Regions from separate parts of the Homo sapiens genome. Here region 2 is linked to region 1. Evidence: read pairs that join two places in POLR2A ChIA-PET (ENCODE). Cell type or tissue: B cell. All regions are shown on one strand. Links, peaks and the distances in the headings refer to the core of each region. The heading gives the core; the rest is flanking DNA.

Region 1 (13,122 bases), core at 1,077-6,076:
TCAGCCGGCCCTCGTGAATGCTGCTGCTGCTGGCAAGGCTTCACTTGGGGATGATCACCTGGCCACAGGTGTCTGTCTTTTTCTGGACTTTAAAAATACTTTTTATTGGCCAGGCACGGTGGCTCACGCCTGTAATCCCAGCACTTTGGGAGGCCAAGGCGGGTGGATCACGAGATCAGGAGATCGAGACCATCCTGGCTAACACGGTGAAACCCCGTCTATACTAAAAATAAAAAAATTAGCCGGGCATGGTGGCGGGCGCCTGTAGTCCCAGCTTCTTGGGAGGCTGAGGCAGGAGAATGGCGTGAACCCGGGAGGCGGAGGTTGCTGTGAGCCAACATCATGCCACTGCACCCCAGCCTGGGCGACAGAGCAAGACTCCATCTCAAAAAAAAAAAAATTTTTTTTAATTTAAGTATTTTCAGACCTCCAGCAAAGTTGCAAAATTCTACGAATAAGTCCTGTGTACCCTTTATTCATTTCACCACATGGCACAATCTCGCCCCCGGCCCCCCCATGTATTACTTTTTTTTCTGAGACATGAATGTAAGTTGTAAACATTGTGCCCTTTTATCCCTGAAAACTAATGTTATTTCCTAAAATTACTGTCCCTCAACATAAAGACATTCTCTTAGATGACTACAGCACAGACATCCCGGTGAGGAAGTATACCGCGACGCCGCTCTCTAATCTCAGTGTCCTGTTCCGCATTTCCCATTCCCGACTGTCTTTTAGGGCAAAGGACAAATAAAATCTGGTTCTAGAGCTTCGAGCACCTAGTTGTTGTGTCTTGCTAGTTTCCTTTAATCTGAACCATTCTCAGCCTTCTTTGTCTTTCTGAACCGTGGTGTTTTGAGTACAGGCCAGGTCTTTCATAGAATGTGTCTGATGTGGGTTTGCCCAGTGTTTCCCAGGATTGTGTGCAGGTCGTGGAGCGACGCAGGTGACTGACAAGTGTCCTTAGGAATTGAATTGTGGTGGTTTTTTGTCCATCTTCAAGTTACTGCTCACCAGACTGCAAGCATGTCTTGCAGGGAGAGACCCTAAGGTGCTGCATGTACCTCCCATCACATCCCACCAGGGTCTTCAGCATCTGCCATGGCCCACGCTTAGCTAGTACTGCACGGTGGGTGCCAAATGGTGGTTTTCTAACTCCATCATTTCCTCTCTTGATTATTTCAGTTTCTGCTGTAAGGAGGTGCTTCACTTTCCTGTCCGTCCACACAGTTATCTGTCCATTTACTTTACAAAAAAAAAAACTTAAAAAAAAAATAGAGATGGGGGTCTCGCTATGTTGCCCAGGCTGGTCTTGAACTCGTGGGCTCAAGCAGTCCTCCTGACTTGGCCTCCCAAAGTGCTAGGATTACAGGCGTGGGCCACCGCCCCCAGCCTGTCTGTCTGTTTTTAAGTACTAATTTACGGACTCTTATTTGAGTCTCTGGACTGTAATCCATTCCTATCATTATTTATTTTGTTGCTCACATTGTCCCAAGTTTGTCCAGTGGGGTCCCCCTAGGCTGGTTCTGAGTCCTGGGGCGTGGGCACCTCTTCAGGAAGACCTTCCCCATTCACTGGATGGTCTGCTTACCTTGCCTTGTCCCTTCCCAGGGCCGGAATCGGCTTTCTCCAGGGAGCCCTGGTTCTTTTCATTGGAAGTTAGAAAACAAAATCAGTCATTATCTGTTCCCCTCACCATCAACTTACCAACTTTTTTTGCTATTTGACGTAATTTTATTTGTTTGAAACAGTTAAACTTGGTGTTTTGCAAAACTATGGAGTTATGCTCACGTATGTGAGGACTTAAAAGTAATGTCTGAAGAGTTGTTAAAGTGTTGAGATTTTCTTTTCCTATTTTAGCTTTATTATATCGCCATCTTTTAAAAAGAGCTTTCTAAAAACAAACTACCCAGCGTGTTTAGCAGGCTCCAGTTTACCCTTCCACAGCCCCCTTCCTCCACCACCCCTTCCTTATCCGTAACCTGGAAGTGGGTGGTCCATCAGCGTGTTAGCCTAGGACAGTGTGTAAAATGGCCTTGAGCACTGGAGGAGATGTGCTCGGCAGTTAGCTGCCTGCTGTGGTCCAGTGGTTAAGATACTCCCTCAGCCTCAGCTGCTCCCGTGTGTTGTCACCCCAGGGCTTCCGGAGTGGGCACAGAAGTTACAGTTTCTGTGCTAGAACGTGTTAACTAGAGAGGAGCATGGCATGCCCAGCTGCCTTGTCTTGTGATGGTCATCAGTGCACCTTTCAACATGGCTGGAAAGACAGGAGTGCAGATGGAGGAGTCCCCTGTTAACTGTCCCCGGGGGTGCAGAGTCCACTTATCGGGATGGCAGAGAGAGACAAAGGCCTTTTACAACAGTGTCCATACAGAGCAGGAATCGGGGTACGTCCTATCCTGTTGTCACAGGATCCCTTGAGTGTCCCTTTGCTGGTCATAAACCTCTGCAGCCAGCGGCGCCTCTGCTTGAGTTTCACTTGCACCTGCTGGGCTCATTCTGCCCACTCGGCCCAGCAGGCTGTACTTGGCTCATGCTACCGGCCCAGATCCCACACCTTCCGAGGGCAAGCCAGGAGTGGAGCAGCGAGGCGTGTGTTGACGAGCAAGCATGGTGTGGGGCCACTGTGCACAGCCAGGCCTGCTTGGCTGCTGTGGTGGGGCAGGCAGCTCCAGGCTCTGGCTCTGTGCAGAGCTGTGGCTGGATGAGGCATACCACAAGCAGTTTACACTGCAGGCGCTGGCGTCTAGATGAGGGGAACACGGTGGTGCCCCAAAACTCGGAGTCACCAGCAACTGCAGAGCCCCAAGGGGATAGGGTGGGAGAGTGTGCTATAGCTCTCTTGCTGTCACCACCCACAGTACGGGCTGGGGTGTGTTCCCAGCTCGTTCAGTTCTGCCGCTTTCGCCCTGGCCTGCAGCTCCCAGGCTGGCCTGGCTCCACTGCTGCTTGCCATCACACGGGGCAGCCGCCGACACCAGCGGAGGGCAGGAGGGCTACAGTGTTACAGCTCTGGCTTGAGGAATCCCAAGGTTTGGGTCCCCAGAAGGATCACCGCTCTTCACTCCCGCAGTTCAGCGAACGGGAGCGTGTCACTGCCTGCAGCTCAGTGAACCGGCCAGGAACATGTTACAGCCCTTTTTGCACCCGCTGTTGCGTGGGTCCCGAGTTCTTGTCTTGGGTCCAGGAAGAATGAGGTTACATGGACAACTGGAGGGGAGCAAGGTGGAGAAGAGTTTTATTGAGCAGCAGAACAGCTCTCAGCGGAGAGGAGACCCAAAGTCAGTAGCTCCTACTGGCAGGGAGGCAGTCCTGTTGTGTGGCTGAGTCTGGGGGTTTATGTGGGCTCAGAATGGAGGAAGTGCATGAAGTGCATGCTGATTGGTCCATGGGTAGGTCTGGAAAAAACACCATTTGATTGGCTAAAAGGCATCAAGGAAGTTCTCACTCCAGGTTGTGGATTCTGCCGGGAACTGGCAGCCCGGTTTTCAGGCTTCAGGCGGCCTTTGGCTTGAAGGTCAGGTTTCACCGGGGACCTGCTCCTATCTGCCTAGGAATTTGTCTGCCATTATCACTTTTATTTCTTCAACTGTCACTCCATTGCCTGCCATTCATTGTTGCCTCCCTGTGGGAGGGGTGTTGGAGCCAGGTTATCAAAGAAAGGCTGAGATTTCTTGTCACGTCTTTCTGTTAATTTTTAATTACTGTGGCGATGATCACAGATGGTTCTGCTCTTTCCCTCCTGCTACCCCCTTAAGTTTACCACAGGCAGGAAAGAAGAGCAGAGTCACATGTTGGTTTCAACGTGCATTGTACTCCTGAAGTCATAGCAGAGCCCGTGTGTGGTAGCTTGTTCCCATGGGCAGCTGTAATTCTTAGTTTTAGATGGAGGGTGGCTGTGATTCTCTTCGACCTGTTCTGCACCCTCCACCCTGTAGTATCAGAAATGAAAGATCTGTGCTGTGCAAGAAGGTTGAGAACATGCGTTTATGTGACAGCCCCAGGCTGGGGATGGCCGTGCTGAATCAGGATCTCAGGCACCCAGCATTGTTTTAGGTGAGCATTCCTTCTTTTTACAGAGTGGACTGGCATCTTTGTTAGCAGCTTGTTCTGTATCTTTCCCACGTGTAGCGGTTCACAATTTAAAAACAATCCTCGCAGTACCAAAAACTGATTTCAGAGGGTTCTAGAAAGATAGTGGGGCAGGAAGACCAGGAATTCATCTCCTCACCTAGACAACAGTTCCACTGGCAGAATCTGTCTGATGTAACTATTTTGGAACTCTGGAGTCTACTGAAGGTTTGCAACTTCTAGGCGGGAAGCTGGGACGGTTAATTTCAGTCAGTTTCAGCTCTGCTGCCCACTGCCTTCCTCAGCCCTGTGGTGCAGGGTGTGCGGTGTTCCTGGAACAGTGTGCGTGCAGCTTGTGGGAGCCAGGGTGAGCAAAGAGGACCTTGTCCCCAGGTGCATACAGAGAGGCCCTCTCATCCGGTTGTAAGCCTTTCTTCCATGTGACGGCCAAGAAATCTAAAGGGCCAGTGCTCTTTTTATCTCCCCACTTCATTTTTATTGTTTTCTCCTTTTGGGAGCCAGACATTAAAGACTAGGATATTCAGAAGCAACTGTGTATATGGGGTAAATTATAAAGTGACTGCATGTGCCCAGGGAAAGGCACAGGCTAAGGGAAGACATGAAAAGACCTTAAGTTTAAATCTCAGGCTCACCCTCCTCACAGAGACAGCCTACAACTATAAAAAATGACAACAACAAAAACACCCCAAAACCAGTAACAGCAACAAAACAGTACACCCTGGAAAAGGAGGAGAATCAGCTTTTCAGAGTTTCTACATTATTGGATTCAAATGTCCAGTTTTCAGCATAGAACTACAAGGCATACAAAGAAACAGGAAGGTATGGCCCAATCAGATGCAAAAATAAGTCAACAGAAACTGTTCCCAGAAAAGATCTGATGCCAGATCCACCAGACAAAGACTTTAAAGTAACTGTCTTAGATATGGTCAGATCCTAAAGGAAGGTATGGAGAGAGTCAAGAAAATGATGTATGATCAAAATGGAAATACCAATAAAGAGCTAGAAAACGTAAAAAGGAACCAAAAGAAATTCTGGAGCTAAAAAGTATAATAAGTGAAATGAAAAATTCACTAGAGGAAATCAAAGGCAGATCTGAACAGACGGAAGAAAGAGATAGCAAACTTGAAGATAGGACAGTGAAAATAATCAAGTTTGAGAAGCAAACAACAAGACTGAAGGGAAGTGAGCAGAGCCTGGGGACCTGTGGGCATCATCAGGAGGACCAAACAGGGATTGTGGGAGTCCAGGAAGAAGAGAGTAAGAAAAGGGTGGAGAGAATATCTGATGAAACCCATGAGTATAAACACCCAGGGAACCTGGTGAACTCCAGTAAGATGAACTCAAAGAGACCCACAGTAGACACGTTATACTTGAGACACTTCTGTAGAAAGACAAAGAGAATCTTGAAAGCAGATGAGAAAAGAGACTCATCACATACACGTTTCCTCAGTGAGATCATTGGCAGGTTTCTCATCAGAAACTTTGGGGGACAGAATATATCACCGGTATATTAAGAGTGATAAAAAAATCTTTCAACCAAGTATCCATATCCATGGAAACTGTCCTTTAAGAGTGCAGAAGAAATTAAGATATTCTCAGATAAACAAAAGCTGAGGGAATTTGTTACCACCTGACCTGGACCTGCAAGAAATACTTAAAGGAGCCTAGCAGGTTGAAAAGAAAGAACACTAGACAGTAACTTGAAGCCATATGGAGAAGTAAAGACATGGGCAGTTATAAAAGCTAGTATTGTAACAGTGGTTTGTACCTCCACTTTTTGTTTTCTGTAAGATCTAAGAGACAAATCCGTTTAAAAAATTAGTCTGCAAGCTAGTATCATTGCAACTTTGGTTTGTAACTCCACATTTTTCCTACATAACAAGAGACTAATGCATTTAAACGAATTGTTTATGTTTTGGGGCACAGCATGAATAAAGATGTAGTTTTGTGACATCAGCAAATGAAAGGGGTGGGAACAGATATGTAAAGGAGCAGAGTTTTTCTGTGTTACTGAAGTTAAGCTGGCATAAATTTAAATTAGAATGTTATTACTTTAGGATGTTAAATGTAATCCCCATGGTAACCACAAAGAAAATAGCTATAGAACATACACAAAAGGAAATGAGAAAAGAATTTAAACATTCCACTATAAAAAATCAACTAAATATAAAAGAAGACAGTAGTGCAAGAAATGAGGGACGAAAAAAGCTATAATACGTGTAGCAAACATAGCAAAATGACAGAAGTAAATCCTCATCAATAGTTGTTTTAAATGTAAACAGATGAAGATTTCCAATCAAAAGACGAAGATTGGCAGTGCTATGGTTTGGATGTGGTTTGTCCACACCAAAGCTCATGTTGAAATGAGATCCCCAATATGGCAGTGTTGTGAGGTGGGGCCTAGCTTGAGGTGATTGGTCATGTGTGTGGATTCCTCATGAATAGATCAGTGCCCTCCCTCCAGGTGAGTGAATTCTCGCTCTTAGTTGCCTTGAGAGTGAGGTGTTTGAAAGAATCTGGCTTCCTTGGTTTCTCTGTCTCTTCCTTCTTCTCTCACCATGTGATCGCTTGCACATGCCTGCTCCCTTTCCAATTTCCACCATGAGCCAGAGCATGAAGCCCTACCAGGTGTACCTGCTCAATATTAAACTTTCCAGCCACCAGACTCAGGAGACAAATCTCTTTATCTTTTATGGCAACACTAAATGGACAAAGGCAGATGCATCAAGAGAAAAAAAACAGATGATCCTACTACATGCTGTCTATAAGAGACCCACCTTAGATCCAAAGACAGAAATAGATTGAAAGTGAAAGGATGAAAAAAGATATTCCATGCAAACAGTAACCAAAGAGAGCAAGGTGGCTATCAGACAAAATTTAAAAATAAAAATTTATTTCTTTTTAAATAAAAAAAGGTTACAAGAGACTAAGAAGGACAATATATAGTAATAAAAGTTTCAATACAATAAGAAGGTATAACAATTACCTGGGTAAACATTTACATACCCAACGAATGATAGACTATCAAGATACAAGAAGTAAAACTGATAGAATTGAAGGGAGACATAGACAATTCTACATTAATAGTTGGAGACCTCAGTATCCACTTATCAATAATGGATAGAATAACCATATAGCAAATAAGAAAGGAAATGGAGGACTAAACACCATAAGCCAACTAGATTTAGCAGACATACAGAGCACTCTGCCCAACAGCAGCATGTACACTCTTCTCAAGTGCACCTGGAAGACTTTCTAGGATCGACCATATGTTAGGCCACAAATAAGTCTCAATGTTGATTTTAAAATACAGAGATTTGAGCCGGGCGCGATGGCGCACGCCTGTAATCCCAGTACTTTGGGAGGCTGACGTGGGTGGATCACTTGAGGTCAGGAGTTCGAGACCAGCCTGGCCAACATGGTGAAACCCCATCTCTACTAAAAATACAAAAATTAGCTGGGCGTGGTGGCACGTCCCTGTAATCCCAGATACTTGGGAGGCCGAGGCACGAGAATTACTTGAACCTGGGAGGTGGAGGTTGCAGTGAGCCAAGATCATACCACTGCACTCCAGCCTGGGTGACAGAGTGAGCCTGTGTCTCAAAAAAAAAGAAAAATATATACAGAGATTTGGCTGGGTGTGGTGGCTCAAGCCTGTCATCCATGCACTTTGAGAGGCCACGGTGAGCTGGTCACTTGAGCTCAGGAGTTCCAGAGCGGCCTGGGCAACATAGCAAAACCCTGTCTCTTAAAAAAAATACAAAAATTAGCCAGGCATGGTGGCAAGTGCCTGTGGTTCCAGCTACTCCAGAGCCCCAGAGGCTGAGGTGGGAGGATTGCTGGAGCCCAGAAGGTCGAGGCTGCAGTGAGCCATGATTGTATCACTGCACTTTAGCCTAGGTGACAGAGTGAGACACTGTCTTAAAAAATAATATATGTATATGTGGAAAAAGACAGAGATTCAAAACTTACTACAAAGCTATAGTACTCAAAACAGTGTTATTCCAGCATAAAGACAGACATATAGGCCAGTGGGCTAGAACAGAGAGCACAGAAATAAACCTTTGTGTTATATGATCAGTTGATTTTTGACAAGAGTGCCAAGACCATTCAACGGGGGAAAGGACAGCTTTCCAACAAATGGTGCGGGGAAGACTGGATATCCACATGCAGAAGAGTGATACTGGACCCTTACCTCACACCATATGCAGAAGTTAGCCTAAGACAGGTCCAGGACCTAAATGTAAGACCTAAACATATAAAATTCTGAGAAGAAAACATAGGACAAAGGCTCCACAACCTTGGATTTGGCAGTGATTTCTTGGACATGACACCAAAAGTGTAGGTAACAAAAAAAAAGGAGACACACTGGGTTTGATGAGACTTGGTGTCTTTTGATGCACAAAGCTTTCTATCTCCTTGTTTCCCTGTTTCCCTGCTTCTTACTGCTGCACTTGGCTAGTCGTAAAGAAAAGACACTGTTAACGGAATAAAAAGGCACCTGTGGAGTAGGAGAAAATATCTGCAAATCCTATGTCTGATGAGGAATTACTACCCAAAATATACAAAAAAAATCCCACAACTCAACAATAAAAACAACTTGATTAAAAAATCAGCAAAGGAGGCCGGGTGCAGTGGCTTGCGCCTGTAATCTCAGCACTTTGGGAGGCCGAGGCAGGCAGATCACCTGAGGTCAGGAGTTCCAGACGAGCCGAGCCAACATAGTGAAACCCCATCTCTACTACAAATACAAAAGTTAGCTGGGCATAGTGGTGCATGCCTGTGGTCCCAGGTACTTGGGAGGCTGAGGCAGGAGAATCACTTGAACCCGAGTGGTAGAGGTTGCAGTGAGCCGAGATCGGACCACTGCACTCCAGCCTGGGTGACAGAGTGAGACTCTGTCTCAAAAAAAACAACAACAAAAAAAAAACAACAAAAAAAACCCAAAAAAGGCAAAGGACTGGAATAGACGTTTATTCAAAGAAGATGCACAAATGGCCAGTAAGCCCATGAAAAGATGCTCAACGTCACTAATCATAAGGTAAATGCAAATCAAAACCACAGTGAGATACCACCGTACACCTGTTGAGGACAGCAACTATCAAAACAGAAAATGGCACATATCAGTGAGGATGCGGAGAAATGGGAACCCTTGTGCACTGCTGGTAGGAAGTGAAACGGTGCATCTGCTGTGAAAAACTCAAAAAACTAAGTGTGGAACTACCATGTGATCCAGCAGTTCCACTGCTGGGCACGTGCCCCAGCAGCACTGAAAGCAGGGTCTTGAAGAGATGCTTGTACACCCACGTTGATAGCAGCATCAACCACAGCAGCCAAAAGGGGGAAGCCACCCGAGGGTCGGCTGTCGGGCGAACGGATCAGCAAAGTGTCGTGTGCAAAACGCAGTGACGTGTGACTCAGCCTGAGAAGCAGCGAAGCTGGGGCCCGCGCTGCAGCGTGGATGAGCCTCGGGGACACTGTGCCGAATGAAGTAAGTCAGCCACAAAAGAACAAATGTTGTACCATTCCACTTAAAGGAGGTCCCTAGAGTCGTCCAACTGATGGACACAGAAAGAGTAGAAGGGGCTGGAGTCTGGGGCTGGAGGAAGGGAATGGAGAGTTAGGGCTTAATGGGAACAGAGCTTCAGTTTGACAAGATGGAAAGAGTTGTGGAGGTAGATAGGGGTGATAGTTGCACAACATTCTGAATGTATTTAATACCATGGAACCGTGCACTTAAAGATGATGAAGATGGTAAATTTTGTGGTGTGTGTATTTTACTAGTAAAAAAAAAAAAAACAGGCCGGGCGCGGTGGCTCATGCCTGTAATCCCAGCACTTTGGGAGGCCGAAGCAGGCAGATCACAAGGTCAGGAGATCGAGACCATCCTGGCTAACACGGTGAAACCTCGTCTCTACTAAAAATAGAAAAATTAGCCGGGCGTGGTGGCCCAGGTACTCAGGAGGCTGAGGCAGGAGAATGGCGTGAACCCAGGAGGCGGAGCTTGCAGTGAGCGGAGATCGCACCAATGCACTCCAGCCTGGGCAACAGAGCCAGACTCAGTCTCAAAAAAAAAAAAAAAAGAAAGAAAAAGTAAACTTAGGTCATAAAGCAGTTTGAGTGTCCACACTTGTAGGTTGCTGCTGGGTTCAGTGTCCACACTTGGGTAGAAGCTGCAGGTCCCTGCTTGGTACAGTGTCCACACTTGAGTAGAAGCTGCAGGTCCCTGCTGGGTTCAATGTTCACACTTGGGTAGAAGCTGCAGGTCCCTGCTGGGTTCATTTTCCACACTTGGGTAGAAGCTGCAGGTCCCTGCTGGGTTCATTGTCCACACTTGGGTAGAAGCTGCAGGTCCCTACTGGGTTCATTGTCCACACTTGGGTAGAAGCTGCAGGTTGCTGCAGAAGTTGCAGTGCTTCCCTTGCGCTTTTTTGCTGGTGACCACAGGACATGCCCAGAGTGGAGGCCCTGCCTTTTGCTTTGTGAGCTTGGAGTGTTCGTGCCTTCTGCATAGGTGGGTGGGAACAGTGCCAAATACTGATCCTGAATGGCCTGGGGTCTCTGTGTGGACTTGTCGGGCAGGGAGGAAGGAGGACGGTGTCTCTGATGGCAGGGAACAGTTCTACAGGTGCTGCTGTCCAGGCATGAGGCCTGGACATAGAGCTGGGCCCTGCTCTATGTGACCTGAGGACAGAAGCCCTTGTGAGTGGCAGAGTTGTGGTGGTGACCACGCAGACTGCTGTGTTTCCCGTGCACTTGCTTTTTTCCCTCACTTCCAACCTCCCATCCACCTTGTCTGCCCTCTGGAGCCTGTCGCCTTTCTTCCTTGTCCACACCTCTTCTACCCAGCAGCCCAGCCTTCCTGCAGAGCAGCTGGGCAGTGCCCACCCCCACCCCACGCCCATTTCCACTCCTGGCACTATTTTTCCTGGAACTGTCTGTTCCACACTGTCCTATGCCTGGGCCTCCCCGAGCGTCCTGTGAGATGCCAGTTGGCGAGAGTCTTTGCTCGGGGTCCTGAAGCCCCCCCCTCGCCCCCCTTCTTGATGTTCTCCACCAGGATTCTCCTGTGCCAGATCCCATCTGCAGGGCACTGGCCCCGCTTCTTTGAGGCCTGGACTGCAAATCCTCCTTCCAAAGAGGCCCTCGAGCCTCTTCGAAGCTTACTGCCAGCCGTCCTGCAGTTTTCTTTCTCCTGGCCCCTGATGACGCTGAATCCCAGCCGTCTGGCTCAGGGCCAGACCCCTTCCCTGGACACAGCTGGAAGTCCCCCTGCAGGACTGAAGCGGCTCCTCTTCACACTTCAGCCACGTGCTCAAACACTTTCAGGTCCTTAATAGATTCTACATTTCTGAAAGTCATCCATAGATGTTTCTCTACTATTTAATGTGTAGCAAATTTTATACCTAACATCTGTTTCACACATACAACCTGTCACTCAGTAAGAGGCCCTTAGACACCATTCTTCACTTGTTTGCAGCAGACAGACTTCCTGACATGATTTATTTTATTTTATTTTATTATTATTTTTTGAGATGGAGTCTAGCTCTGTTTCCCAGGCTGGAGTGCAGTGGTGCGATCTCGGCTCACTGCAAGCTCTGCCTCCCGGGTTCAAGTGATTCACCTGCCTCAGACTCCTCAGTAGCTGGGATTACAGATGTGAGCCACTGCACTGGGCCCCGACATGATTTTTTTTTTGTTTGTTTGAGACAGAGTCTCGCTGTGTTGCCCAGGCTGGAGTGCAGTGGTGCGATCCTGGCTCACTGCAAGCTCCGCCTCCCGGGTTCACGCCATTCTCCTGCCTCAGCCTCCCGAGTAGCTGGGACTACAGGCGCCCGCCACCTTGGCCGGCTAATTTTTTATATTTTTAGTAGAGACGGGGTTTCACTGTGTTAGCCAGGATGGTCTCGATCTCCTGACCTCGTGATCCACCCGCCTCGGCCTCGCAAAGTGCTGGGATTACAATAGGTGTGAGCCACTGCGCCCGGCCGACATGATTCTTAAGCACATGAAATGCAGGGTTATCTCCTTTGTCCTCACTCAGCCATTCATTACAGGAGTCAGCAAACTGTTTCCAGGGGACAGGTAGCAAACTGTTTCCAGGGGACAGGTAGCAAACGTCAGCGCCTTTGTGGGCCACACTGTTCCTGTCCCAGCTGGTCATGCTGTTGTCACATTGAAGCAGATGCAGACAGTATGTAGACAGTGGGCATGGGTGTGCACCAATAAAGCTTTATTTATAAACAGGTGCCATGTCCGATTTATGATATTAATAACCATGGGTTACTGAGATGAAATGAGGAAAAGAATCTAGTGAGAAAGTACATGTAGTCACCCTTGGGTATATGCAGAGATTGGCTCCAGGACCCCATCCCCATACCAAAATCCGAGCATGCTGCAACCCTGCAGTCAGCCCTGCAGAACCTGTGTAATATGAAAAGTTGGCCCTCTGTGTTCAGGGGTTTTGCATCTTGCAAACATTGTATTTTCAACCTGTTTGGTTGGGAAAAAAATTCTGCTTGTAAGTGGACCTATGTGATTAAAATCCATGTTCAAAAGTTGGCTGTATATATATTTAAAGCTGAGAGACTTGACAGTTATCTGATTAAATCCAGGCCTCCTTCATCCCCCCACAAAATATCTATTCAAAATATCAAGATGATTATGATAGTGAGTTTAGGATTCCCAGGGCTACCAAGGGATTTCTGTTGCTTGAGCACAGCCATGCTGGCCTGTCAGCCTGTTATAGTGTGGACAGACAGAGCCAAGTGTCTGCATGTTGGCTGTGTGCTCCGAGCCTGACCCCCATGAACATACTGCAGACGCCTGGTGTGATCGTTTCCCAGCGTCCGTGGTCCCAGGCACCTCCTTACTCCAGAGCGGATTGCCCAGGCCCCGCGGCGTCTGTGGGTGGTGCTGTCAAAGGACCTACCCGCTTTGGATGGTTCTCACTCGTTCACGTCCCTCCAACTGTTGCTTCTGCACTTTGTAGAACCAAATTTGTGTGTGTGTGTGTGTGTGTGTGTGTGTGTG
Region 2 (16,965 bases), core at 4,868-9,867, 85 kb before region 1:
CTCAAGCAGTCCTCCCACCTTGGCTTCCTGATCAGCTGGGACCACTGGCATCTGCCACTATGTCCAGCTAATTTTTAAATTTTTTGTAAAGATGGGGTCTTCCTATGTTGCTCAGGCTGGTTTTGAACTCCTGGCCTCAAGTGATCCTCCCATCTTGGTCTCCCAAAGTGCTAGGATTACAGGTGTGCACCCCTGTGCCTGGTCTGAAATTTTCTTTTTTTAATCAAGAGCAAGTAGATACATGTTTTCTCTGAGCCCAATATGCAGAGAAGGAAAAAATGCTAGAATTCTCTGCATTATAGGGGCCTGGCGCCCTTTAGCTTCCAACAGTGCAAAGGGGGCAGAAAGTTGTTCTTTTTTCCATAGAACATGGTGATGTTGATTCCATACAAGTTTGTTGAGATAGGAAGGGATAAAAATGAGTTTGAAACAGAAAGAGGTAGAGATTCTTTTCACATTTTATTCTCCTCAAGGTATTTCCCCCCCAGATAAGTTGAGATCCACGGTGTAGACAAAAGAGACCTCAAGAACTGGGTGAGCACAAGAGGGAAAAAGCAAGACTGCACCTTGCTCCCGGGAACTGGAGACAGCTTTAAAAAAGGAAGGTTCTAATCCATGTGTGTTCTATTAGTTATCTTCTCCTTATCCCGTTCCTCATCAGTGTCTTCCAGTTCCTCCTCCTCATCATCTTCGTCTTCTCCTTCTTTATCATCCATATTGGGAACCAAGGAGCACTGTGATGAATTTGGCCAAGTATGGTCTTTGCTGACCTCTCCTAACTCATCTGCACCTGCGTCAGAATGGCCAGTAAACCAGGTGAAGAACCTGTCTGGTTCCTCAGGATGCCTCTTCCTACTGGCTTTATTCTGCATTTGACTTGAAGAGTTTCCTTTCCAGATTTCCATTTGATTTCCGTGGACTTTGAAGATGGATCATGACTCTCATTCAGATGAAATTCTTTGAGAGAGCTTTATTTTTGAAGTAAGGATTTTCGTCAAAATAAAAACCTATTCTGTAACCTGATTTAATATCTTCAAATTCTGTCACTTCAGCACTGGTCAAACAATGCAGTGCCTCTTCATCCTCCTCCCAAGCAGTGCAGACGCTTGTGGATGGCTGACAAATGTTATTACCCAGAAATTGGGGATTTTGGGAATCAATTCTCATCTGCCCTGAAGAACGTGGTTGGCCGAATTTGTCTATGTTCGCTCTCCCAGTCCGCTTGCCGCTCACTTGCTAAGCCTGTTTCTGAAGCCTGTTTTGTGCTGTGCTTCCTCGTGGGCTTGGTTGCCGCTTGTTCTGTTCCTCTCTTCCTCTGGCCTCTGTCAGGGGCTGGCGCCATGTCTTCCTTTCAGGCAGGGGCAGAGACGGGTGTTTGGGGGTCATTCCGGGAGGAGAGTCTGGACCCAAGGGCCTCCTTGCTCATCAGGAAGAAGCTCATAGGACTAAGATCACATTTTTTTTTTTTTTGACATGGAGTCTCGCTCTGTCACCCAGGCTGGAGTACAGTGGCATGACCTTGGCTCATGGCAACCTCTGCCCCCATGCCCTCCAACTCCATGGTTCAAGCTGTTCTCCTGCCTCAGCCTCCTGAGTAGCTGGGACTACAGGCACCCACCACCATGCCTGGCTAATTTTTGTATTTTTAGTAGAGACGGAGTTTCGTCAAGTTGGCCAAGCTGGTCCTGAACTCCTGACCTCAGGTGATCCACCCGCCTCGGCCTCCCAAAGTGCTGGGATTACAGGTGTGAGCCACTGCGCCCGGCCCCAAATTTTTTAATCTATTCCCCCAGTCTCTACTTTTCATGTGGGACAGGTAATGCGTTTCATCTAATGTAATTACTGAAAGGTAGGGTTTATACTTGTCGATTTTGTATTTGCTTTCTGCGTCTTCTGTCTTTTTTGTTACTTTCTGCCTCAGTTAGTTTTTGTTCTTCATGGAGATGGAGTTTCACTATGTTGCCCAGGCTGGAGCGCAGTGAGTATTCATAGGCATGATCATAGTGCACCGTGGCCTTGAACTCCCGGGCTCACAGGATCCTCCCACCTCAGCCTCCTGAGTAGCTGGGACTGCAGGCGTACCACAACGCCTGACTCATTGCTTTCTTCTTTTGTGTTAGATATTTTCTAGTGTATACCATTTTAATTCCCTTGCTGTTTATTTGACTGTATTTTTTATTTGTTTTCTTGGTTGTCCTGGGGATTACAATTTAGTATATTAATTTTTGATAATGTAGTTTGTATTAATACTATATTACAATACTATATGAAATATTTATTTGGGCATAGCTTAATTTCTTTTGCCCTTCTTGTACTGTTATTGTCATACAAATTACATTACACTGTGTGCCCATCTACGCAGATTTATAGTTGCTGCTTTACGCAATTGTCTTTCAAATCATATAGGAGAAAAAACAAATTATAAATTAACAAATACATTTATACTGTCTTATGTAGCTGCTTTTATACTTTACCTGTGTAGCTGCTTTTACTGGCGCTCTTGATTGCATTCCCCTCCCCTCCCCTCTTGACAGGGTCTCGCTCTGTCACCCAGGTGGGAGTACAGTGGCACAATCATAGCACTGCAGCCTTGACCTCCTGGGCTAAAGAGATCCTCCTGCCTCAGCCTCCCGAGTAGTTGGGACTATGGGTGCGTGCCACTATTCCCTGCTGATTTTTAATTTTTTTTTTGTAGAGATGGGGTCTCACTGTGTTGCCCAGGCTGGTCTCCAACTCCTGGTCTTAGAAGATCCCTCCTACTTGAGTCTTCCAAGGTGTTGCGGTTGCAGGCATGAGCCACCGTGCCTGGCCTTGGTGCTCTCTATTCATGTGGGCTTGAGTTACTGTCTAGTGTCCTTTCATTTATCCTGAAGGACTCTTAGGTCTTTCAGTGATGAACTCTCTACTTTTGTTTATCTTGGAATGTTTTATTTTTCCTTTATGAAGGTAGTTTTGTGTATAAAGGTTTTTTTTTTTTTTTTTTTTTTAGACAGAGTCTCACCCTCTCGCCCAGGCTGGAGTGCAGTGGTGCCATCTCGGCTCACTGCAAGCTCTGCCTCCCAGGTTCACGCCATCCTCCTGCCTCAGCCTTCCGAGTAGCTGGGACTACAGGACTACAGGCACCTGCCATCACGCCTGGCTAATTTTTTGTATTTTTAGTAGAGACGGGGTTTCACCGTGTTAGCCAAGATGGTCTGGATCTCCTGACCTCGTGATCTGCCCACCTTGGCCTCCCAAAGTGCTGGGATTACAGGCGTGAGCCACCGCGCCCGGCCGTATAAAGGTTTTTTAGTACTCTGAGGGTATTGTCTGGCTGCACTCCATGGTTTCTGATGAGGAACCATTGCTCATCTCTCAGGACCCTCGTTCATGACACGTTGCTCCTCTGTCGCTGCTTTTGAGAGTCTCTGTCTGTGGTTTCAGCCTGATGGTGATGTGTGTAGGTGTGGAACTCTTTGCGTTTTTCTCATTTGGATTTGTTGAGCTTCTTAATTTTTTTGACTTGACTGCTGCCTTCCAGGGATTTGGGAACTTTGTGATGAGTACTTCATCTGCAGCATGCGTTGTCTTCTCACCCCTGTCTGACGTGTCATTGCGTGGTAAACAGAGCTTTGCCATACAATTGCAGTTGCAGTGTGGATTAAAGGGACAGCACTTGAGGGCCGCTCCTCCCTTCTTGTTTTGACGATGGGTGTGAGCTGTCTTGGTAAGTGGCAGTAGCAGTACGGTGACCAGGTGGCACTCGGCACGGCTGATCCCGCCGTGCATTGCGGAGCAGCACTATGGCCCACCAAGAGGCCCATACGTGGTCTCTGGGAAGCTGCTCAGCTTTCTTATGGCAGGAAAGCAGCCACGGGCAATACGTAAACAAGTGGGGGTGGTTGTGTGCTGGTAAAACTGGAAGTGTTTGGAAACTGGAATTTGAGTTTCATATCACTCTTGAAACAGTCACATACTTTTTTTTTTTTTTGAGATGGAGTCTCATTTGGTTGCCCAGGCTGGAGTGCAGTGGCGTAATTTTGGCTCACTGCAACCTCTGCCTCCCGGGTTCAAGCAATTCTCCTTCCTCAGCCTCCCGAGCAGCTGGGAGGATTACAGGCACATGCCACCACGCCCAGCTAATTTTTGTATTTTTAATAGAGACGGGGTTTCGCCATATTGGCCAGGCTGGTCTTGAACTCCTGACCTCGTGATCCACCCGCCTCGGCCTCCCAAAGTGCTGGGATTACAGGCGTGAGCCACCGGGCCCGGCCAAAAACATTCACATACTTTTTATGAGTTATGTATCTAAAAGTCTAAAAATCATGCTTAGCTTTCAGTTTGTACAGAAACAGGTGGCAGTCTGTAGTTTGCTGGCCCCTGATTGAGATCTAGTCATTGTTTCCAAAGCACCTTGTCTTTTGATGTAACATTTATTTTGTGTTTTAATTATTGGTCTTTTGGTTGTCTCAATTGCTAGATTGTAAACTCTTTGAGGTTAGGGCTCTATTTATTTATTTATTTATTATTATTTTTTTTAAGAGACAGTCTCCCTCTGTTGCCCAGGCTGGAGTGCAGTGGTGCGATCTCAGCTCACTGCAGTCTCCACCTCCCAGGTTCAAGTGATCCTCCTGCCTCAGCCTCCCAAGAAGCTGGGATTACAGGTGTGTGTCACCACGCCCGGCTAATTTTTGTATTTTTAGTAGAGACGGGGTTTCGCCATGTTGGCCAGGCTGCTCTCGAGCTCCTGGCCTCAAATGATCCGCCTGCCTCGGCCTCCCGAAGTGCTGGGATTACAGGCGTGAGCCGCCACGGCCTGCTTATTTAGCTGTATTAGTTCCCCAACCCACTGAATGTTGCCTGGCACACTTCAGGGCCTTGATAGATTGTTGTGTAACCTGATACAAAAGGAGAAAGGGCCGGAATTGGCTTGCGCCTTTATTGATTTACATATGTTTTTGTGGCCCAGGGTGAATATTTTTGGAATTAACTGACTTCTCAGTGTAGACAGGAACCATTTATCCATTCATGTGTTCCTTAATTTGTTGATTTTTGTAACAAGTACTTACTGCCTTCGTGTGCCAGCTTCTGCACTGGGAGCCACATGAGAATGCACATGGCGTCTGCCTTGTACTTACAGAAGCCCTTGTGTCCTAGTTTTGAGAAAGACAAACAATTACACACTTTGGTAATTGCTATTAAAAGAGATAAACAGGGTGTGATAGAAGCAGCGAAGAGGGGCCTCCTGTAGGTGGTTAAAGGAAGGCTGTCTGTGTTTCCATCTCTGCTGCAGACTGATACACAAGTGTCTTTTTCACTCGATTCCAAATGGAATCTTAGAGAAGGGTTGGCTTTTGTACTTGCAGCGCTGAGTGGAGAGGTGGCTGTGATCTCCAGAAACGTGGCTGCAGCCCCACGTGGGCCTCAGACCCTTGAAACATGGCCATATCGAACTGAGATGTGCTATGTGAAATGCACACTAGATTTCAGAGGCTTAGTACGATAGTTCACACTCTTTTGGTACTAATTATTTTATATTGGTTACATGTTGATAATGTTTTGGATCTATACTGAGTTAAAGGCAATTTATTAAAATTAGTTACTTCTATTTTTACTTTTTTTTTTGAGACAGAGTCTTGCTCTGTTGCCCAGGCTGGAGTGCAATGGTGTGATCTCAGCTCACTGCAGCCTCTGTCTCCCGGATTCAAGCAGTTCTCCTGCCTCAGCCTCCCGCGTAGCTGGGATGACAGGTGCCCACCACCACACCCAGCTAACTTTTTGTATTTTAAATAGGGATGGGATTTCTCCATGTTGGCCAGGCTGGTCTTGATCTCCTGGCCTCAGGTGATCCGCCTGCCTCGGCCTCCCAAAGTGTTGGGATTATAGGTGTGAGCCACTGTGCCTGGCCTATTTTTACTTTTTAAATGTAGATGCTAGAAATTTAAAATGATGTCTGTGGCATTTCCTGTCTTTCTGTGGGACAGTGGTACCTGGCCTGAGGAACATTTCAAGTTTGTGCTGCGGGCAAGAATCCTGTGACCACGGGGAGAGGACGAGGGACTCATTCTCTGGACAATGGGCTGGAAAGTAAGAGGGCTGAATGGGAGCCCCGAGGAGTGCTCCCGTTTTGTGGGAGAGAGGAGCTAGTCAGCAGGTGGAAAGCAGCCTTGGCTGCCCAACCCTGGAGCCTGGGGGAGGCCCCCGAGCGTGTGGGCTGGGGTGGTCTGGGGTGGTCTGGGGGAGGCCCACGTGCATGTGGGCTGGGGTGGCCTGGGGGAGGTGTGGCGCAGTTCTGTTGTTTTCACATCTCGCAAGGCACGTGTGTTGTCATGAGCTCTGGCCGAATTGGAGGCTGGGTTTGATCCCCTCACTGCCGCAAATCTTGTAACGTTGGATGTCTTAACTGATTTTCAGCTTTAACATTATCTCCTACTGTCTTTGAAAACACGGCTATTCATGTTCAGCTTCTTCCTTACCTTTCTGTACCTTAAATTCCAGTCCCTCAGGTTTCCTTCTGCCTGTGCTGTTTCCAGTCCCCACGTGGCTGAGCCCGCTGCAGCAGGCTTTGGTCTCCACTACTCCTCAGATGCCCTTTTGGTTATGGTCACCATTGACCTAGACATTGTCATTGGTTAGTTCTCAGCCTTCGTCTTACTGGTTCTTTCACCAGCATTTGTTATCATAATTCAAGCAAAAAAAACCTGGGATTAGTTGTCTCCGTTTGGCTTCTAGAACACTGCACTCTTCTGGTTTCCTGCCGCCTCCTTCTTCCCAGTCCTGTTTGGAGGACCCGCCTCTTAAGCCTGACTTCTAAATATTGACGTGCCCGAAGTCCCAGGCTGGTCCTCGTGTTGTGTGTGTCCTTATTCCCTGAGCTATCCAGTCCTCTGTTGACCCCAGGCTCGTGCCCCAGGCTGACCTCTTTGCTGTGGCTCCAGGTTGACTCCATGTTGACTGCATGGAAAACTGATAGGCACCTTCTGCCCAGCATGAAACGCAGCTCTCTTGGTCTGCCTCTCGCCCCGCAGCGCTAGACACCATCTGTAGAATGGCATTTCCCAGGAGACGCTGTCGGCTCTACCTTTATGACACAGCTTCTGCACTCCATGGCTGTAATGGGGTCCCAGCTTCTTCTCCCTGCTTTTTGGTGGCCCCTGTGCTCTCTGCTCAGGGGCAGCAGTCTTTGCCAGGCGTTGCTGCTCTGCACGCAGACTTCCTGTGCCTTCTGGGCTCTGCTCTTGCCTTTTTTTTTTTTTTTTTTGAGATGGAGTCTTGCTTTGTCACCCAGGCTGGAGTGCAGTGGTGCAATCTTGGCTTACTGAAACCTCCGCCTCCCAGGTTCCAGTGATTCTCCTGTCTCAGCCTTCCGAGTAGCTGGCATTACACGCGTGCGCCACCATGCCCAGCTAATTTTTTTGTATTTTTAGTAGAGACGGGGTTTCACCGTGTTGCCCAGGCTGGTCTCGAACTCCTGAGCTCAGGCAATCCACCCGCCTCGGCCTCCCAAGGTGTTGGGATTACAGACGTGAGCCACCGCGCCCGGCCGCATCTGTGGACACTTGCTCTCGCTCTCTCCTGCTTTCTTTTTCTTCAGAGCATTCGTACTCTTTGCATTGACTGTATGCTGGGAAACCACTCTGCCCTTCCTTCCCCATTTGTTTGTTGACACTTTTCTCAAGGAAGAGCTTTCTTTCCCCTTTCATATTTTTTTGGCATTACTATAGAATGGCTCCTGAGGTAATGAATTTGTACTTATTAAATGTGTTAAAATCTATTTTCACCATTTGTCCTTTTGAAACTCAAATTATTCCAATATGGCCAGTGAGAGCCCTTCAAGCAATATTCTGTTTGGGACAGCAAAATCGTAAGAGACCATATTGTATAATCTTCAGCAATTAAATCTGAACACCTAGATGAAATGAACTATACCTGGAAAACCCAAAAGAGTCAATGTTAAAACACAGACAGTGAAATTCAGTAAAGGAACTGGATATAAAATTGATACATTAAGTCAGTAGCCAGCTGGGTTGTGGTGGTTCACGCCTGTAATCCCAGTACTTTGGGAGGCTGAGGTGGGAGGACTGCTTGGGCCCAGAAGTTTCAGACCAGCCTGGGCAACATAGAGAGACTCCTTCTCTCCAAAAAAAAAAAAAAAAAATAGTTGGGCATGGTGCCTCATGCCTGTGGTCCCAGCTACTTGGGAGGCTGAGGCGGGAGTGTCATCAAGAGGTTGAGGTTGCAGTGAACTGTGATCACAACACTGCACTCTAGCCAGGGCATTCGAGCACTTGGAACAGAAGACTTGAACTCTGGAAATACATTTGTTGTTCTTGGACATCATAAACATGTTAGTTCTCCCAAGTTAATGCAAAAACTTATCCTTTATGTCTGTAAAAATGCCAACAAGGAATCATTCTTAGTCCTGCCTTCCCCTCTCAAATTCAGCTGGTTCATCAGAAGATCCCATCAGCCTCATCCTCAGGGTGCATCCCGTTTCCCTGACTTCTCTCCCTATCATGGCATCACTGTTGGGCCCAAGCCACCACAGTGCCCTGCTTGGATTATAGTAGTCACCCTTTAGCTGGTCTTCCTAGTTTTTCTGCTTATGAGCTGTACCATCTTATCCATTTGCCACCCAAAAAGCCAGAGACTGATCCTGGTTGTCGTATCGTGCTTGAGCTTCATCACTGGGGAAACTGGGCATCAGTGGGTTGAGTAGTGTCTTCCCAAATTCACATTCCCCTGTGACTTCAGAAATAGTGTTCTCCCAAATTCAGATCCACCCGTGACTTCAGAAATAGTGTTCTCCCGGCTGGGTGCAGTGGCTCATGCCTGTAATCCCAGCACTTTGTGAGGCCAAGGCGGGTGGATCATGAGGTCAGGAGTTTGAGACCAGCCTGGCCAAAGAGACCAGCCTGGTCAACATGGGGAAACCCTGTCTTTACTAAAAATATAAAAATTAGTCGGATGTGGTGACGGGTGCCTGTAATCCCAGATACTGCGGAGGCCGAGGCAGGAGAATTGCTTGAACCTGGGAGGCGGAGGTGGCAGTGAGCTGAGATCGCGCCATTGCACTCCAGCCTGGGCAACAGAGCGAGACTCCGACTCAAACAAACAAACAAACAAACAAACAAACAAAAATGTCCTCCCAAATTCAGATCCACCCATGACTTGAGAATGGGGCCTAATTTGGACGTAGGATCTTTGCAGATGTAATTAATTAAGGATCTTGAGATGAAGTCGTCGTAGATTTAGGGTGGGCCCTAGATTTAGTGACTGGTGTCCATAAGAGGACACAGACTCAGGGAAGAAGCCACAGCAGCGGAGGCAGAGGTGGGAGCCAAGTGTTGCGAACCAGGGAGTGAGAAGATGGCCTACACCACCGGAGCTGGAAGAGGCAAGGAAGTGCTCTTTTCCTGGAGCCTTCAGAGGGACCACGCCCTGCCAGCAGCCGGATTTCACACTTCTGGCCTCCAGAACTGCGAAAAGATAAAAATAAATTTAGGTTGTTTTAAGTTAACCAATTTATGATACTTTGTTAAGGTAACTGCAGGAGATTAATGCTCTGGGCAAAGTGTACACGGAGTCTCTGTGTTACTTCTTACAATTGCATGTCAAGCTACAGTGGTCTCATTGTGGGACAACCTTTGAGGAACTGTGTTTTTATGGTGGCTGTGCCATCTAACATTCCTGCCAGCAGTGAATGAGGGTTCCAGTTTTTATATCGTCGCCAACACTTGTTATTTTATTTATTTATTTTTTTTTGAGACAGGGTCTCACCCTGTCACCCAGGCTGGAGTGCAGTGGTGCAGTCACAGCTCACTGCAGCCTCAAACTCCCAGGCTCAAGTGATCCTCCCGCCTTAGCCTCCTTAATAGTTAGAACTACACAGGTGTGGGCCACAATGCCAGCTAATTTAAACATTTTTTTTAGAATGGGGTTTCACCATGTTGCCCAGGCTATTCTCAAACTCCTGGGCTCAAGCGATCTGCTCACCTTGGCCTCCCAAAGTGCTGGGATTACAGATGTGTAATTACAGGTGTACCTTGCCCAGCTGTTGTTCATTTTTAAAATTATAGCCAAACTAGGGAGTGTGAAGTAGTATCTCATTGTGGTTTTGATTTGCATGTTGCTGATGACTAATGATGTTGAACGTCTTTTCATGTTCTTATTGGCCATTTGTATGTCTTCTTTGTAGAAATGCCTGTTTATATCCTTTGCCCATTTTAAATTGGGTTGTCTTTTTATTAATGAGTTACAGATGTTCTTTATATATTATAGAGGGAAGTCCCTTATCAGATATAGGACCCCCCGCTTTTTTTTTTTTTTTTTTTTGAGACAGTTGCACTCTGTTGCCTATGTTGGAGTGCAGTGGGGTGATCACAACTCACTGCAACCTTGACCTCCTGGACCCAAGTGATCCTCCCAATTCAGCCCCCCAAGTAGCCAGGGCCACAGGCACATGTCACCACACCTGGCTAATTTTTGTTTTTTAATTTTTTGTGCAGACTGTGTTGATCAGGCTGGTTGAACTCCTGGGCTCAAGCAATCTTCCCGCTGCCATATGAATATGAATATGTGCACACCCGTGGTTCCAGCTACTCAGGAGGCTGAGGTGGGAGGATCACGAGCCTGGGAGTTCGAGGCTGCGGTGAGCTGTGATTGCACCACTGCACTCCAGCCTGGGTAGGTGACAGAGTGAGACCCTATCTCAAACAAAACAAAACAAAACCACCAGTGTTGACGATGATATGGAAAAACTGGAACCCTCCCAAAGTGCCGGGATTACAGGTGTGAGCCACTGCACCCAGGCAGATGTAGGACTTGTAAATATTTTTTCCCATTTTGTGGGTTGTGTTTTCACTTTCTTGATAGTATCCTTTGAAGCACAAACATTTTTAATTTTGATAAAGTCTAATTTATCCCTTTGTTCTTTGTTGCTTGTGCCTTTTGTGTCCTATTTTAGAAACACTTTTGAAATTCAAGATTATGAAGATTTGTGCCTGTTTTCTTCTATGAGTTTTACAGTTTTAGCTCTTTTAATTAGATCTTTGATCTATTTTGAATTATAGTCACAGGCCACATAATGATGTCTCTGTCAGTGATGGACAACATATAAGATGATGGTCCAGTAAGATTATAATGGAGCTGGCCAGGTGCGGTGGCTCACGCTTGTAATCCCATCGCTGTGGGAGGGAGGCCGAGGCAGGCGGATCACTTGAGGTCAGGAATTCAAGACCAGCCTGGCTAACATGGTGAAACTCTGACTCTACCAAAAATAAAAATACAAAAAATTAGCTGGGCCTGTTGGCACACACTTATAATCCCAGCTACTTGGGAGGCTGAGGCAGGAGAAATGCTTGAACCTGGGAAGTGGAAGTTGCAGTGAGCCGAGATTGTGTCACTGCACTCCAGCCTGAGTGACAGCGAGACGCCGTCTCAAGAAAAGAAAAAAAAAGATTGTAGTGGAGCCGAAAAGTTCCTATTGCCCAGGACATGCTAAAGCTCTAGCAATAGGCATTATGTGTCCTGCTCAGGTAAACAAACCTACTCTGCTATCAGTTGTCTAAAAGTCTAGCACATACAGTTATGTGCAGTACCTAATGCTTGATAATGATAATAAACTCCTATGTTACTGGTGTATGTAGTTACTATTCTGTACTATACTTTTTTACCATTATTGTAGAGTGTACTCCTACTTATTTAAAAAAAAGTTAACTGTAAAACAGTCTCAGGCAGGCCCTTCAGGAGGAGTCTAGAAGACACTGTTACCATAGGAGATGACGGCTCCATGCATGTTAGTGCCTCTGAAGATCTTCTAGGGGACAAGATGTGGAGGTGGGAGACGGTGATACGGATGATCCTGACTCTGTGTGGGCCTTGGCTAATGTGTGTGTTTGTGTTTTAGTTAATTTTTTTTTTTGTAGAGATGAGGTCTTGCTATGTTGCCCAAGCCAGGCTGAAGTCATCCTCCTGCCTTGGCCTCCCAAAGTGCTGGGATTACAGGCGTGAGCCACAATGCCCGGCCAGTGTGTCTTAGTTTTATTTTTTTTGAGACGGAGTCTCACTCTGTCTCCCAGGCTGGAGTGCAGTGGTGCGATCTTGGCTCACTGCAACCTCTGCCTCCTTGGTTGGAGCAATTCTCCTGCCTCAGCTCCTGAGTAGCTGGGATTACAGGTGTGCACCACCACGCCCAGCTAGTTTTTTTATTTTTAGTAGAGGTGGGGTTTTGCCATGTTAGCTAGGCTGGTCTTGAACTCCTGACCTCAGGTGATCCACTCACCTTGGCCTCCCAGAGTGTTGGGATTACAGGCGTGAGCCACCGCGCCTGGCTAGTGTATCTTAGTTTTTAACAAAAAAGTGTAAGAAGTTAAACTTTTTTTTTTTTTTTGAGATGGAGTTTTGCTGTTGTTGCCCAGGCTGGAGTGCAGTGGTGCAATCTCGGCTCACCGCAACCTCCGCCTCCCAGGTTCAAGCGATTTTCCTGCCTCAGTCTCCTGAGTAGCTGGGATTACAGACACCTGCCACCACACCTGGCTAACTTTTCTGTATTTTTAGTAGAGACAAGGTTTCACCATGTTGGCCAGGCTGGTCTTGAACTCCTGACCTCAGGTGATCCATTCGCCTTGGCCTCCCAAAGTGCTGGGATTACAGGCGGGAGTCACTGTGCCTGGCCTTAGATGGTGTAGCCTACGTGTACAGTGTTTATAAAGCCTACAGTAGTGTATAGTGATGTCCTAGGCCTTCACATTCATTCACTACTCACTCACCCAGAGCAACTTCCAATTCCAGCCCTGCAAGCTCCATTCATGGTAAGTGTCCCATACAGGTGTCCCTTTTTTATTTTTTATACTGTATTTTTATTGTACCTTTTCTATGCTTAGATATATTTATATATGCAAATACTTACCATTATATTCCTGTCGCCTGCAGTATTCAACACAGTAACATGCTGCATAGGTTTGTAGCCCAGGAGCAATAGGCTCTACCCCATAGCCTCGGTGCGTAGTAGGCATCTAGGTTTGTGTGAGTACAGTCTGTGATGTTCACAGAACAGTGAAGTTGCTTAACGTTGAATTTCCCAGAAGGTATCCTCGTAGTTAAGTGATGCATGGTTGCATAAAGCACCTAAGACAGTGCTTGGCACACGGGAAGACTAAGGGCTTGATTTTCTCTTTCTTTTTTTTTTCTTTTGAGACAGAGTTTTGCTCTTGTCGCCCAGGCTGGAGTGCAGTGGTGTGATCTCAGCTCACTGCAACCTCTGCCTCCCAGTTTCAAGCGATTCTCCTGCCTCAGCCTCCCGAGTAGCTGGGATGACAGGCATGTGCCACCGTGCCCAGTTAATTTTGTATTTTTAGTAGAGATGGGGTTACTCCATGTTGCCCACGCTGGTCTTGAACTCCCGACCCTGATCCGCCTGCCTCGGCCTCCCAAAGTCCTGGGATTACAGGCGTTAGCCACTGCCCCTGGCCGATTTTCTCATTTTCACTGGTGCATAAAATAAGCAAAGTGATTTTCAACAAGTCAGACAATGCCAGTACTGGAACTTCTCCTCCTTGATGCATTTCTCAGAAGGTATCCCCATTGCTGAGAAACACTTCCCTGTGCTTTTTGTATATGGTATGAAGCAGGGGTCCATCTTCACGCTTTCGCATATGGCTCTCCCGGTGTCCTAGCACTGTTTGCTGAAAAGATTCTCCTTTTATTGAATAGTCTTCATGGCTTCATTGAAAAATTAATTGACCATAGGCTGGGCGCGGTGGCTCACGCCTGTAATCCCAGCACTTTGGGAGGCTGAGGTCAGGAGTGCGAGACCAGCTTGGCCAACATGGCGAAACCCCATCTCTACTGAAAATACAAAAATTAGCCTGATGTGGTGGTGGGTGCCTGTAGTCCCAGCTGTTCAAGAGGCTGAGGCAGAAGTATCGCTTGGACGTGGGAGATGGAGGTTGCCGTGAGCTGAGTTTACACCACTGCACTCCAGCCTGGGCGACAGAGCGAGGAGACCCCACCCCCCACCCCTTACCACCTCCCCCCCACCAAAAAAAAAAGAGAAAAATTAATTGACCATAAATATGTGAGTCTGTTTCTGAACTTTCAGTTCTCTTCCATTGATCAGATGTTGTTCCTTAGGCCAGTATCACAGTGTCTTGATGACTTTACCTTTGTTGTAAGTTTTGAAATGGAGAGGTTTGAGTCCTCCAAGTTTGTTCTTCTTTTTCCAGATTGTTTTGGCTATTCTGGGTCTCTTAAGTTTCCATATGAATTTTAGGTCATCCTGTTAGTTTCTGCACAGAAGCCAGCTGGGGCCCAGTGAGGTGGGCCAGACTGGAGAGGGTGGCTGGGGAGGCAGTACATGCCTGAAGGCTTGAGTAAAGGCTGGGCCTGCCATGCCCCAGAACATGGCATTATCTGGACAGACACCAGGAGAAGCACGTTAGAGCTGAACAGGGAAGTGAACAGTGCACATGGTTCTGAGCCCACAGGGTGGTCAGAGTTTGGGCCAGGTGGTGGGGTACAGCCAAGCTGGGATGCTGATGCCTATGGCTTAGACAGGCCAGCGTGGACAGCAGAGGTGGTGTCAAGGACCTTGGTATTCAGGGACTGCAGCAGGAAGGTACCAGGTGGTTAACTGTTTTTTCCTTTCTTTTCTTTTTTTTTTTCGAGATGGAGTCTTGCTCTTGCCACCCAGGCTGGAGTGCAATGGCATGATCTCGGCTCACTGCAACCTCCTCCTCTCAGGTTCAAAAGAGTCTCCTGCCTCAGCCTCCCAAGTAGCTGGGACTACAGGTATACGCCACTACGCTTGGCTAATTTTTGTATTTTTGTATTTTTTTATTTTTAGTAGAGACGGCATTTCACCATTTTTCGGCCAGGCTGGTCTCGAACTCCTGACCTCAGGTGGTCTGCCCGCCTCAGCCTCCCAAAGTGCTGGGATTATAGGCGTGAGCCACTGCGCCTGGCCGTTAACTATTTTCAGGCACTACACTGGCAACCTCACTGGTAGAGGCTGCTTAAAAAAGACCTCCTTACTGCCCAGCAGACCAGAACTATTGTTACCCATGAAAGGACCCAGGAATCTTACCTATGGAGTTTTCCTTAATGAGGAAGATAAAATACGTTGCATATATTAGGTGTCACTCAGTGCTGTTGAAGAATGAATGAATGAGTTCACAATAATTACCATTTACATGAAGATGCTAATAGTGTTTTTTATGCAGGGGTCCCCAAACTCCAGGCTGTGGAGTGCTGGTCAGTGGCCCATTAGGAACTGGGCCACCCAGCAGGACTTGAGCGGCAGGCTTTGAGTTGAGCATCCCTGCCTGAGTTCTGCCTCTGCCAGATCAGCAGTGGGATTAGACTCTCATAGGAGCGAGGACCCTGTTGTGAACTGCACATGCGAGTGATCTGGGTCGCGTGCTCCTTATGAGAATCTAGCGTCTGAAGATCTGAGGTGGAACAGTTTCTTCCTGAGCTACCCTCCTCACCTTTTGTCCATGGAAACATCGTCTTCCATGAAATGAGTCCCTGGTGCCAAAAAGGTTGGGGACCACTGTTTTAAAGTAATGATAAACTGAAAGATCACTGATTATCAGTGATATAAAAATGTTTTAATGCTTTATGATATATCTACTTTATGAAATACACTGCCATTCATGTGATAACTGAAGAATATGAAGACATGCTGGAATATTCAAGGGAAAAATTGTTTATATAGCTCATAACCATATAAAATGTGTACATATGGCTGGGCGCAGTGGCTCACACCTATAATCCCAGCACTTTGAGAGGCCGAGGTGGGCGGATCACCTGAGGTCAGGAGTTAGAGACCAGCCTGGCCAACATGGTGAGACCTCATCTCTACTAAAATTATAAAAATTAGCTGGGCATGGCAGCGTGCGCGTGTAATCCCAGCTACTCAGGAGGCTGAGGCAGGAGAATCACTTGAACCTGGGAGGTGGAAGTTGCAGTGAGCTGAGTTGGCACCATTGCACTCCAGCCTGGGTGACAGAGCGAGACTCCATCTCAAAAACAAAAACAAAAAACAAAAATGTATAGCTATGAAGAGACACTGGAAGGAAATGGGAGATTTTGGGTTAGAGTGATGACACTTAGATTTCGAAGTTTCCTGTTAACTATTGTCTTCCTAATCAACACAGGCTCCTGGCCCTGTGCGGATCTATCTAGAGGCACAGTGCCCATGCTGGGCTTCGCTTTCTTGACTGCCTTGTGCCCAGGCTGGGCCTGTGCTGTGGACTGGAGGCAGGGGCATATGTCCAGGGGACATGTGTACACCCAGGAGGCAGGGGGCATGAGTCCAAGGGCCGTGCTGGGCCTCTCCCTGCTTCTCACCCACAGCTGGATGCCCTTCCTTTTTTTTTTTAATTTTAATTTTAATTTTATTTTTGAGACAGCGTCTCGCTATTCCCCCAGGCTGGAGTGCAATGGTGCCATCTTGGCTCACTGCAACCTCTGTCTCCCAGGTTCAAGCGATTCTCCTGCCTCAGCCTCCCGAGTAGCTGGGATTACAGGTGTGTGCCACCACGCCTGGGTCATTTTTGTATTTTTAGTAGAGACAGGGTTTCACCATTTTGGCCAGGCTGGTCTTGAACTCTTGGCCTTAAGTGATTTGCCTGCCTCAGCCTCCCAAAGTGCTGGGATTACAGGTGTGAGCCACCGTGCCTGGCCACCCTTTTACTTTTGTCTGTTCATCCTGCAAGTGCAAGGTACCTGCTCCATGCTGTGGTCTGGGGGGTGTAGCAGTGAACAAAACAGACGGAACTTGTGTGTTATGGCCGGTGTAGACAAGGAAGGGCACATGGGCAGTGGTGTGGGGAGCGTGTGGCTGCAGTCTTGAGGAAGCAGCAGGAGCAAGGCGTGGGGCAGCCAGCTCAGCTGAAGAGGGGTGATTGTCTCATAGGCTTCTCCTAGAGGGACCACTGGGAGATTCTGAGCAGAGGAGTGGCGGAATGTGACTTCTGTTTT

What was found. ChIA-PET counts read pairs that join two places held together with the same protein. Peaks named below come from ENCODE experiments on the same cell type or tissue, not always from the same donor. Only the 100,000 strongest peaks of a DNase experiment are listed, where the experiment ranks them.
Region 2: POLR2A ChIA-PET joins it to region 1 with 7 read pairs; 3 of 35 experiments call an interaction of 5 or more read pairs at or near these places.

Annotation. Positions count from the first base shown.
Region 1 is chr9:137,729,200-137,742,321 of GRCh38, forward strand. The region is part of intron 4 of EHMT1 (euchromatic histone lysine methyltransferase 1); the gene reads left to right. Among named protein-coding and RNA genes, the nearest start is that of MIR602, 100 kb to the right of the region's middle. RefSeq lists enhancers at 8,881-9,140, 11,944-12,444. In B cell, for the core only: no CTCF peak of the experiment used is centred there; no DNase peak of the experiment used is centred there.
Region 2 is chr9:137,640,373-137,657,337 of GRCh38, forward strand. The region is part of intron 1 of EHMT1 (euchromatic histone lysine methyltransferase 1); the gene reads left to right. It also overlaps the pseudogene SETP5. Among named protein-coding and RNA genes, the nearest start is that of EHMT1, 30 kb to the left of the region's middle. RefSeq lists an enhancer at 6,932-7,001. In B cell, for the core only: no CTCF peak of the experiment used is centred there; DNase peaks (open chromatin) are centred at 7,146 and 7,583; H3K4me3 peaks cover 536 bases.